2 separate regions of the Mus musculus genome follow, and region 2 is linked to region 1. A link is a loop called in an ENCODE intact Hi-C map of the cell type or tissue named here. Cell type or tissue: left cerebral cortex. All regions are shown on one strand. Each heading gives the region's core, and the rest is flanking DNA. Links, peaks and the distances in the headings are about the cores only.

The links. Hi-C counts contacts between places; a loop is a spot of excess contacts. Peaks named below come from ENCODE experiments on the same cell type or tissue, not always from the same donor. Only the 100,000 strongest peaks of a DNase experiment are listed, where the experiment ranks them.
Region 2: a loop joins it to region 1, with 2.4 times the contacts of the local background. A loop is called at or near these places in 2 of 42 quality-filtered maps.

What each region holds. Positions count from the first base shown.
Region 1 is chr2:151,501,150-151,506,525 of GRCm38, reverse strand. Nsfl1c (NSFL1 (p97) cofactor (p47)) reads right to left here. Exons shown (of 10, transcript NM_198326.3): 4 at 4,066-4,071; 5 at 3,347-3,512; 6 at 2,323-2,415; 7 at 1,064-1,173; 8 at 142-279. Among named protein-coding and RNA genes, the nearest start is that of Nsfl1c, 9.7 kb to the right of the region's middle. In left cerebral cortex, for the core only: a CTCF peak has its summit at 2,089 (motif pointing left); no DNase peak of the experiment used is centred there.
Region 2 is chr2:151,717,668-151,723,043 of GRCm38, reverse strand. It overlaps Psmf1 (proteasome (prosome, macropain) inhibitor subunit 1), which reads left to right. Exons shown (of 7, transcript NM_212446.2): 5 at 2,168-2,221; 6 at 3,401-3,559; 7 at 4,359-5,376. The coding sequence ends at 4,410. Among named protein-coding and RNA genes, the nearest start is that of Tmem74b, 18 kb to the right of the region's middle. In left cerebral cortex, for the core only: no CTCF peak of the experiment used is centred there; a DNase peak (open chromatin) is centred at 2,310.

The DNA of each region.
Region 1 (5,376 bases), core at 208-5,207:
GGTCTGCATACTCCAGAACCTATACTCTCCCTTCTGTGAAACACAACTCAACTACTCTGCCACTACTCTCACTGAGATCCTCACAATGAGAACACAGGACTGGCTGATGGGACTGATGGTCCAACTGACACTGCTTCTCACCTGCCCAGTTTCTGGCCCTCGCCAGTGAAGGCTTTGAAAGCTCCCTTGGGCTTCACGAAGTCCTCATCCCGATGATCCTCCATATCCAGGTTCACCTGCCCACCATGCGCTAACCTCCGAAGCTCTGCAGGAACCTCCCTAAGGAAAAAGGCAATGGTGGGTTTATTTTGAGATGGATGGAAACCTGATTAAGTTGTTATTGTCAACTTGATACCCTGTGTAGTCATCAGGGAAGAGAGAACCTCAATTGAAGAACTGCTTTTCCCAGAATGGCTTGCGGCCATCTCTCTAAGAGACTGTTTTCATTGACAAGTGCTGTAGGAAGGCCAAGCCCACTGAGGATGACACTGTCTAGGCAGGTGAATCTAGTTATTAAGATAGCCAGCAGAGCAGGCGTCAGTGAGCAAACAAGCAGCTTGTTACAAACCCCATTCTCCTTTAGTTGCTTTCATTCTGGGTTTAATCCCAGCAACAGAAAGCAAATGAGAACAGTGCACAAGATGAGACCAAACCTCTCAATCCCTTTGCTTTCTCAAGCACTTCTTCCTCTTTGTCTCCATCTCTCCCTTTCTCTATCCCTGAGGGCTTTTCATGAGGACAGGAACTGGGGAGATGAAGGAAATTCCATCCCCCAAAGCCACCATAGCATTTTTCACCCCAATGGCCTGAGAGGAGAGAGACTCTCTGTCACCAGGGTCTGGTTATGGAAGTGTCTGTCTCCACCTTCTCAGTCACAGCACGGCCTGCTTATTTGGCTACTTAGCTATGCCTCAAGGAAAACAGCTAAAAATGGACAAGGTTTTTGGAGTGATCTGTGAATCTTTATGTCAAATTGTGCTAAATCTGTTTTAATAACTTTTCTTCCTTTCCCACCTGACAGCTCATTCACGAAAGTGAGACTAACATGGGCTTTTCTGCTTACCCTCTACGGATAGACTCCAGAAACTGGGCATTGGATGGGTCTTGGTAGCTTCTAAGGTCACCATTGTCTAGGCTGAATCCAGTTTTCCAGAGCTTTAGCACTACATGAACCTGTGACAACAGGAGGTAATAAGCACGGAGTTACAATGACAGGAACCTAGAAAATGCAACTGAACCTATAAATGAGTGAGTTTTCACTATCTTACATTACTACAAAAACATCAACAATCAGACAAATACACACATGACAAGGAGTATCAACCAAATACATCACACCAACCTAAACTAGGGACATGCTATGACGCAGGTTAGGAGAAGTGGGCATTGTTCTAAGGAGAGTTTGCTATCGAGGTGACTATATAAGAAATGACTCAATCCCAGCTGTGGCTCCCTATTTTGCAGTTACTAAAAATGATTATCTGGAAGCTGGAGAGATGACTCGGTGGTCAAGAGCATGTAGTGCCCTGACAGGACCCAACTTTGGTTCCTAGTTCCTAGCACTTATGCCAGGTGGCTCCCAACTGTCTTTAACTCTCATTACTGAAAATCTAAACACCCTCTTCTGGCCTCTGTACTCATGTGCATATCCCCTGTCCCCTTCACATAAAAAAGAAAGAAATTTCAAGAACATATCCACAATTTGTCAACTTTCTATACACACTTACAGAAAAAAGTTTGAAAGGCTAACAGCTAATGCACTGGTGGCCACTGCTACAAGTCTATAAAAGTTTTACTGTCTTCCTGCTTGACTTTATTTGGGAATAAAACTAAAATGATTTAAAATATACATCACAGAAATGAATGGAAATAAAGGTAGACCAAATTATTTTGTAGCATATTAAATTTTTTTAAAGACTCAAAATTATATAGTATCACTGCCTGGAGGGTGTGTGTGTATAAAGAAAACTCAAGCAAAACGAAACAAAACAAAACCAACCAAATCCATCCATATTTCAGGCCTTCTTTGGCATTTTCAAGGTTCTTCAACTATCCCCAAAATACCAGGGAATCACTCCCCCCACCACACTGCCCCCTTGTGTGTGATCCAAAGAACACTCAAGAAACCTTGTGTCCATCTTCTTCCCCATTCCTGCCCTGGCCCTCTAACCACCAAGTGAAAACTGTCATTTTTATGTAAGTCCCCATTGAGACCACAGCAGGCTCGTCTTTTAGAGGCTGCTCGTTCACACACGTAACTAGTCCCTTTTGAAATGGGCACAATGAACAGTCCACAAGCATCTCTGAGGAAGGGACACTCACATCCTGGCCTGAATGCCGCCTCCTTTCTCCTGCCACATAGGCAGACTCTTCCTCTGGTGCTGCTCCAAGGCGGTAGCCCCCTCCTGCAAATGGCTATAAAGGACAAGTTCATAAACACTTGGTGGTGGAATTACTCAGGTACAAAGACATTTTTAGGATGAGGCAGAGAAGTAACATTCTGATCAAGCTTGTTAACTACTGAATAGCAAACACAGGGACAAGGTTTGCTTGTGTTTGCCCCTTGTTCCAGGGGCAGGATAAGAGGTGAAAGCTGGAATACCCAGCTAAAGGGAATAGCTACTATTCTCAGTATAAACTCATAATAATAATGGCTATGCAGGAATATGGGTATAGGACAGTAACAATGATGTTTTGATTTTCCTAAGGACAGAAATCTTTACATAAAAACTGGTGATGAAGCTGGGCATGATGGAGCACAGCTTTATCCCCACAACTTGGGAGGCAGAGGCAGGCATCTCTGTAAGCTTGAGGCAACAAACATGGTCTACAGAGAATTCTAAAAACAGACAGGGCTGCACAGAAAAATCCTGTTTTGAAAAAGCAAAAAACAAATAAACAAAACCCCCAAATTCCTCCCTCAGGAGAGGACCTTGGTCTTGCAAAGATTATATGTCCCAGTACAGGGGAATGCCAGGGCCAGGAAGTGGGAGTGGGTGGATTGGGGAGCAGGGCGGGGGGAGTGTATAGGGGACTTTTGGGATAGCATTTGAAATGTAAATGAAGAAAATATTTAATAAAAAAATTGTTAACAACAAAAAATTCCTCCCTCCTTAAATTCAGTAATGAATTTAATTACAGTGAAATAAAGGAAAACACTAAGCTGGCCAATTTGGATAGGTAGGTTTCTGAGCTCTGATCTAGCTCACAGACACATTAGTCTTCTACACAGAAGAACAAATAGCCAAGTGAAGAAACAAAGGAGCCAATCTCTGCTAGAGAGAAGCAGGCTTCCCTCTCCACTGTGGAACTCAATTCTTTTGGCTACAACAACCCTTATGCTCACTCTCGGTTTACTGGTCTCTCCAGGGCTCTTGGTCACTCGTTCCACAGCTACAGCCCCATGCTCTTTGGCACCCTTAAACAGATCATCCACCAGCTCGTTGGGACTTTTCTTCCGGGGAGGACCAACAATCTGCTGTCCACTTCTCTCTGAGCCCCCAGCATAAAACCTGTGTGTGAAATGCCAAACATACCAAAAATAAACAGAAGATGTACCAGGTTCTGGGTGCACTGAAGCAAAGGGTATATTGTCTTTAAGAAACTTATTGACTAGCTAGAAAAACACATAAGGGTGCAAGCAGATATGATGCAAAGGGAGCAGCCATCAAGTCAGTGAGGGTCTCAGGGACAATGGTGGTGGCAGCATGGAGATGGGGAGACAGGGACAACAACCAAGGCTGCTATTTCCTGGGATCTCTTGAGGATGAGGTTATCAGGTAAGAGATGGGGGAAAAACATTCCAGGCATGCACAACAACACATTAATGAAGGAGGCTCTCAGCAGGAACCATCCTTCTGCAAGCCCCTTTCCAGGAGGCAACTGTGGTCCTAGTCAGAAGCAGCTAACTCTAAGAGTTTTGGATTAATGTTGGTGGTGTAGTTAGTACAAGCAGCTAGGATCCAGTCCTGGCTCTGCAATTGTATGACCTGAATAGTAAGCCAGTGCACTGCTTTGCATACTTTATTGCTTTAAAATGAAAGAAGGATTACATGCCCTACCTACCTGCTCCTTAAGTCAGAGTCGAGGTTCAAATCAGCAGATGTATGCAAAAGAGCAAGCAGAGCAATGTACGTGTGAGGCTGACTGACACCACACCATAATTCCCCCAAGACTCACTTCACCTGCCATTCTTATGATGTACATTGGGAGCCTCAAGAGATGCACTAGAAGCCAGGAAAGCTCCAATCTCAGAAATAAGCTCCAAGATACCTAGTAGTACTCTAGTAGTCCAAGATCAGCTTGAGATTAAACCAGCACTTTTTAAAATTTGGATCTAAGAAGGTGCTATCATGTAGCTGCTTCCTCACCAGTCTTAACAGGAGGCAACACTTAGGCCCTGGCTGAGAATGTTTCAGGTCTAAAGTGAGTGGGGTCTAAAGTAACCAAGGAAGCTAAAGGGCTGTGAAATAGTGGAAGGTCACAATGGAAGCTGTGACCAGGCTGGAGAAGATAGAGGTGGTATTTGGAAGCTAGGCTGGGGCTGTGATAATTAGTGCCCTTCTACTTGAGGAGTACAGAACCTTAAAATTACCAATATCTACAAGTCTCCAGTATATTTAAAAGCAAAGTTCTGAGGTAGTGTGAAGCACTACATGAACATGTGACTCCTCAGATCTCTACAGAGAAGTCACTACATTTCTACAATGGTTATCTTCTCATCTCCCTGAGGAATGCTTGAAAGACCAAAGCGGACCCATGGAGAATAAACACCTGAGAAATGAGGCTATAGCCAGATTATTCTTGTTCAATCCACGTAAATACAGTCTGCCTGGGCTGAAAAGTCTTAGTTGAAGGAACTTTAAGTCTTAGTTTAATAACTGGGAGCCAGTGAATAACAGCCTTAAAAGTATTATGTTCTTGACCTGGTGTTTCTGTTAGAGAAATTACTGTAAGGAAATAATTCAAAACTGGTCAAAGATTAACATAAACGGTGTTCACAGAATTGACATTTACAGTAGTATAGACACAGACTCACCAAAACTATGGGACATATGGGCTAGCAAAGTCATGGAAAACAGGAATTTCAGTGTCAGCAGGGAAGTATCTAAGACCTTGCTTAATCCAACACAAGAAACTAATCATCTTCACCATGTTATAATCAGAACAAGGACTGCATAGAAACATAACAAAATATTAATGGTAATTATCAAAGGATAAACACTATACTTTCATTCTGTAAGTCTCATTTTCTACAATGAAACAATAATTCTATTACAAGATTCCTAAAAGTAAAAACAGTATGATGGTGTTGGGAGGACACACATTTACAACCCTATTTTTCTACTTATTGTGTAAGTTATTTATATGGATAAA
Region 2 (5,376 bases), core at 279-5,278, 220 kb before region 1:
CATTACAATTCATAACAGTAGCAAAATTACAGTTAGGAAGTAACAATGAAATAATTTTATGGTTAGGAGTCACCAGAACATGAGGAACTAGAATCACTCCTCTTGAGCTTCCCCTCTCTGTGAAGGAATGTTGGTTAGCACAAGCTTGTGGGAATCCTTTGAGTAATGGTAGCTTCTGAGAGTTCAAATGGGCCATAGCCATATCATGCCAAAGGACAGTAAGAGGCTGACACAGGCAGGAAATCAGGGAGGAGTGACAGTTTCTGGTAGAGTGTATGAAGCTGAGATACTCATTTGGAAGCTTGACTGGGACTAGAAACCAAGGGTGATGGCAAGAATGATACAGGTTTGTTTCTAGCTTAATCACTGCTGTCCATTCTTTGAGGCTGATTCTATCAGCAAGTCCTTTCTTGTCCTAAAGTATGGTTTACCATCATTGAGTCTTCTTGGGTGTTACTGTTAGACCCAGGCAGTGGTAGCATATGCCTTTATTCCCAGCACTCAGGAGGCAGGCAAATCTCTCTCTCTCTCTCTCTCTCTCTATATATATATATATATTTTTTTTTTTTTTCAATGCCAGCCTGGTCTACAGAGCAAGTGTTCCAGGACGGCCAAGACTATATAGAGAAACCCTGTCATGAAAACCAATCAATCAATAAACTAGCAGAATTTAAAGAAAAAAAAAGTTGGGGATGCAGAGATTTTGTGACAGGCTCCTGCCAGCCTGCTATAAAATCTTTTACTCCAAGTCCAGAACACAGACACAACTCTGACTGCCCTAAGGTGCACACGATTATGTGATGCATTTAAAAAGGGTTCCCAGGTCTCACAGAGTAAGTTCTTAAAAGTGTGATTGCCTTGTAGTAAGGCTGGAGAGCACTTGCTGCCTGCCGGATAGCCCTGGGGATAGCCCTGACGGCCTGAGTATGTATGGGATGGGATGGGCCTAGCAACTCCCTCCTCCTGGCAGTTTTGAGTTGTTTAGCGGGCCTTGCAGCTCCCCCCTCCTTTGCGCTGTTTTGTTTCCCCTCCTCCCCACATTGTTCTGGAGAGTTGGTAACCTTTAGTTATGCTCTGTACTCTCATTCTCAGGTTTATTCTGGCGCTCTGGCATTCGCAGAGAAGGAAGAACTTAATCCTTTGGAGAGAAAGGGGGAACACTAGAGATTGCAGAGGTTTATAGCCAGTGGCCACCAGCTGGCTGTGGTGCAGAGATTCACAGTAGACGGTGGGGTTGAAAGTGTGCACAGGCCATGATGGATAGAAGGCCGAGAAGCACACACTACCCTCTGGCTCCCAGGCTTCTGTCTTGCTCCACCTGAGTAGCATTTACACTTTAGCTGCCAGGTGTTGGTTTTGAAGTAATATTTCATGTATCAAGTTCTTGACTTACATAAACTATAAGAATTTTAGCAAAGTATGAATACAATAGAATATATTTGGAGGCTATTTAATAATTTATCTTTATCTAGACTTTGCCCTTTATTGTTTTACCTTTTTAAAGATTAATTTTTTATGTGTTTGTGCCTTTGTGGATGTGTATGTACCTCATGCATGCAAGCGGCCATAGAGGCCAGAAGAAGGTGTCAAATCCCTTGGAACTGGAGTTACAGGTGGTTGTGAGCCATCTGATTTGGTGCTAGGAACCAAACATGTCTTCTAAAACAGCAGTATGCTCTCTTAACTGCTGAGCCATCTCTGCTGCCTCCGTTTTCACTTTTAATTCTTTATTTATGTATATATGGGTGTTTGGGCTGTGTGTATGTATGTATGTGTATGCCATAGAGGCCAGACAAGGGCATCATATGTTCTAGAACTAGAGTTATGGATGCTTGTGAACCATTATGTGATGCTGGAATTGAACCCAGGTCCTTTGGAAAAGTAGCCAGTGCTCTTAACCACTGAGTTGTCTCTCCAGTTCCCCGCCCGTCCCCCGCATCCACCCAGTTTTACCTTTCGTTCAGCTCTTCATATTATTTCCAGTTTAATGTGATCAGTATTAATCTCTGCCAAGGACCACTTTCAAGTATTCCTTACGTTGTGATCTTATGAAAGTTTCTTCCTTGTCTGGTGTTCGGTGTGTCTCTTCTGCATCAGCTTCAAGCCCCTGGGAGCATAGGTGCTTGGCTGCTCTGGGAATTGTGGTAATTGTCCTTGTTTGTTTCAGGCGTGATCCCCTGAGCCCATTTGCTGTCGGGGGAGATGACCTAGACCCTTTTGGGTGAGTATTTCTGGGGAGGCAGCAACAGTATAATTTGCTTAGTGGCTTGCAGCCCAGCTCATCCCATTTTAGAGCTTTCGTCAGCCTCCCCTCCCTTTGGAGTGAAGGAGGTAGTGATGAGTGGCTGAGGAGTCACTGCTACTTTCTGTGGTCTGCCATACCCAGAGCAGTTCAGAGAAAGACCTGGGACCCTCCTGGGCAAGAGTCATAAGGATGCAAAAGGAAAACCACACAATGGGCCACAGGCTGTAGAGTAACAGCTCAGGCTATTTAGTGGTTACCTCATTCCACAAAGGGAGTATCCTCTGATTCTCATCCTGTATCCAGCAGAGGTTCTGTACCCTCAGCTCTGCAGTGTTCTCTGAGTGAGTCAGATGAGGTTTAACTCCTGCTGAAGAGTGACCCCACTTTTAGCATCTCAGTTTTAGATCATAGGACTCACTTAACTCTTCAGAGCGGCTCAGACAGTGACCTCAGCATGTAAGCCTATTTATCTCAGCTTGAGTGCATGAAGTCAGGTCTGTGGAACTCAGTGAGGGACAGAGAATGGCAGGAGCCAGGCTTGGGCAACCCACAGGCAGTTAGCAGCTGTGCTGAGGCCCTTAAGAAAATAGCAAACCCTCGGCCAGGCGGTAGTGGCGCACGCCTTTAATCCCAGCACTTGGGAGGCAGAGGCAGGCGGATTTCTGAGTTCAAGACTAGCCTGGTCTACAAATTGAGTTCCAGGACAGCCAGGGCTATACAGAGAAACCCTGTCTTGAAAAACCAAAAAAAAAAAGAAAAAGAAAATAGCAAACCCTCATCATGGTATTGACGCTATTACTCCTAGACTTAGGATAAACTCTGCAGAGCTGGAGAGTTCTGTATTGATCCTGGCCAATTCTAGCTCTGGTTCTTGACCAGTTGATCTTACTAAATGTAAGATGTGTCAGAGATCTCTGTCCTGTGGGCTCACGGAATCCTTACAGAACTTCCTCTGCTGCTGCAGGCCCTTTGGCTCCAGTGGTGCACAACTTTGTGTGCTCTTTGTATTCTTGTTCACTCTGACTTGCTCTCCTGTCTTCCTGGACTTCTAGAGTAGTCATGCTGGTCAATTTTTATTCACTATATGCCTGTCTCTCTTCTTCAAGGGCAGTAGTCTCTGTAACACCTGCTTACCCAGCTTCCTTCCTGTCTCAGGTGTCAGAGAGGTGGCATGATTGTGGATCCCCTGAGATCCGGCTTCCCAAGAGTACTTATTGACCCATCCTCAGGCCTCCCAAACCGGCTTCCTCCTGGTGCTGTGCCCCCAGGAGCTCGCTTTGACCCCTTTGGACCCATTGGGACCAGCCCATCTGGGTAGGTATTCACTCAGGTATGCTGAGAGGTGGGACCTGATGGCAGCTCCGCTTAGCTTAGTCCAGCACTGCAGCCGAGGTATCTGACTCCAGGCACAGCTGCCATGCTGCCTCCCTGGAGGCCTAGGGGGTCTCTCCTCACCTTCTTCCCTTGGTGTCTTAGTTGGAGTTATCATTGCTGTGATGAAACACCATGAACAAAAAGGATCTTGGGAGAGAGTTTATTTGACTCCATATCACGGGTTCATCGTTAAAAGAAGTCAGGACAGGAACTCGAAGAGAGCAAGAACTTGGAGACAGGAGCTGGTGCAGAGGCCATGGAGGAGTGCTGCTTGCTAGCTTGTTCTCCCTGGCCTGCTCAGCCTGCTTTCTTACAGAACCCACCAGCCCATGGGTGGCCCCAGTCACAGTGGGCTGGGCTCTCCCCCATCAATTAAGGAAATGTTCTACAGGCTTGCCTGTAGTCTGATCTTGTGGAGGCATGTTCTCTCAATCAAAGTTCCCCCTCTCAGATGACTATAATTTGTATCAACTTTATGTAAAACTGTCCAGCACGCTATTGACCCTGCAAGGACAACACAGGAGAAGAAATGCTTATGTCAATAGTTCTTTTATAGATGAGAAGGGCAAGGCCAGGAGACTGGGTGTTTAAGCCATGGTAAAATTTAGTTCCAGGCCATCTGGCCCTAGAGTTCATGATCTTAAACTCCATGTCACTCTGTGGGCCTCCTCCATACGGGGCATGTTTCTTGCGTACTCAGCCTCATTCTCCAATTCATTAGACCCTCTTTACATTGCAGACCTAACCCTGACCATCTTCCCCCACCGGGCTACGATGACATGTACCTGTGAAGGCCTCAAGAATGTAACAGCTCAGCCTCCCTTTTACTCTCCAGGAGCTGCCACCACTGGCCCCATCAGCGTCAGTATTCTTGTGGGCTTGGGGCAGAGGATTCTGCCCATGTGTTTGCAGGCCTGCTGGGGTTGCATCCCCAGCCCTTGTCAGAGCCGAGGTGCCTGCTGCAGCACCCCACCAAGCTGCATATAGGTCCCACGGAGAAATTAGTGTGTCTCAATCACCAGCTCCTCCCCACTTGCAAGGAAGACTCCGGCAACATCAGCCCTCCACCCGATGCAGTCGCGGTCACAGCGCTATAAGAACAGAACGCATTTTGGATGTTATTATTAAGAACCAAATGTCAATACAGAATACATGTTGCCAGTCTTCCACGCTCCTTTTTGTTAATGCACAAACTCTTAAGAGTGTGATACTGCATAGGACTACGGGATTCCTACAGGGCATTCTTCTCAAGCACCCTCGAGTCACAAGTTACTCTTGCTCCTGACATCACTAAGATGAGCCCCACCCAGGCTTTCTGGGTGGAAGTGTGATTGGAATCCATGAGCCACAAGGATGATTTCACCAAAGCAGGCACACTAGAAAAACTGCCATCTCCTCCCAAGGGCATGCTCAACCAGTTGCTCTGAGCAGCCTGTTGACTCTCCCTGGGCTGCAGTGGCCTGTAAGTAGAGGAATAAACAGAACAGACCTGTAGGCTAGTTTCATAGTGACCCTAAAGAAGTCCTTTCTCTTAGGAGCCTAGTAACGACCTGTGAAATCAGAGGTGCCTTCACTGGAGCTCTGTAGTGAGCTGTGTGGATGGGAATAGCCCTAGGTACTAGAGAAGAGAAAACGAAGGTACGCTGTGTCTATTACCTGCTCTTCATGTCCTCCTGGGACTGACAAGAGCATAGGAACATGGGTCCAGCCAGGAGGAAGGGGAGCCTTTGTCTTTGGAAGCCTGTGTCCAAGCTCTC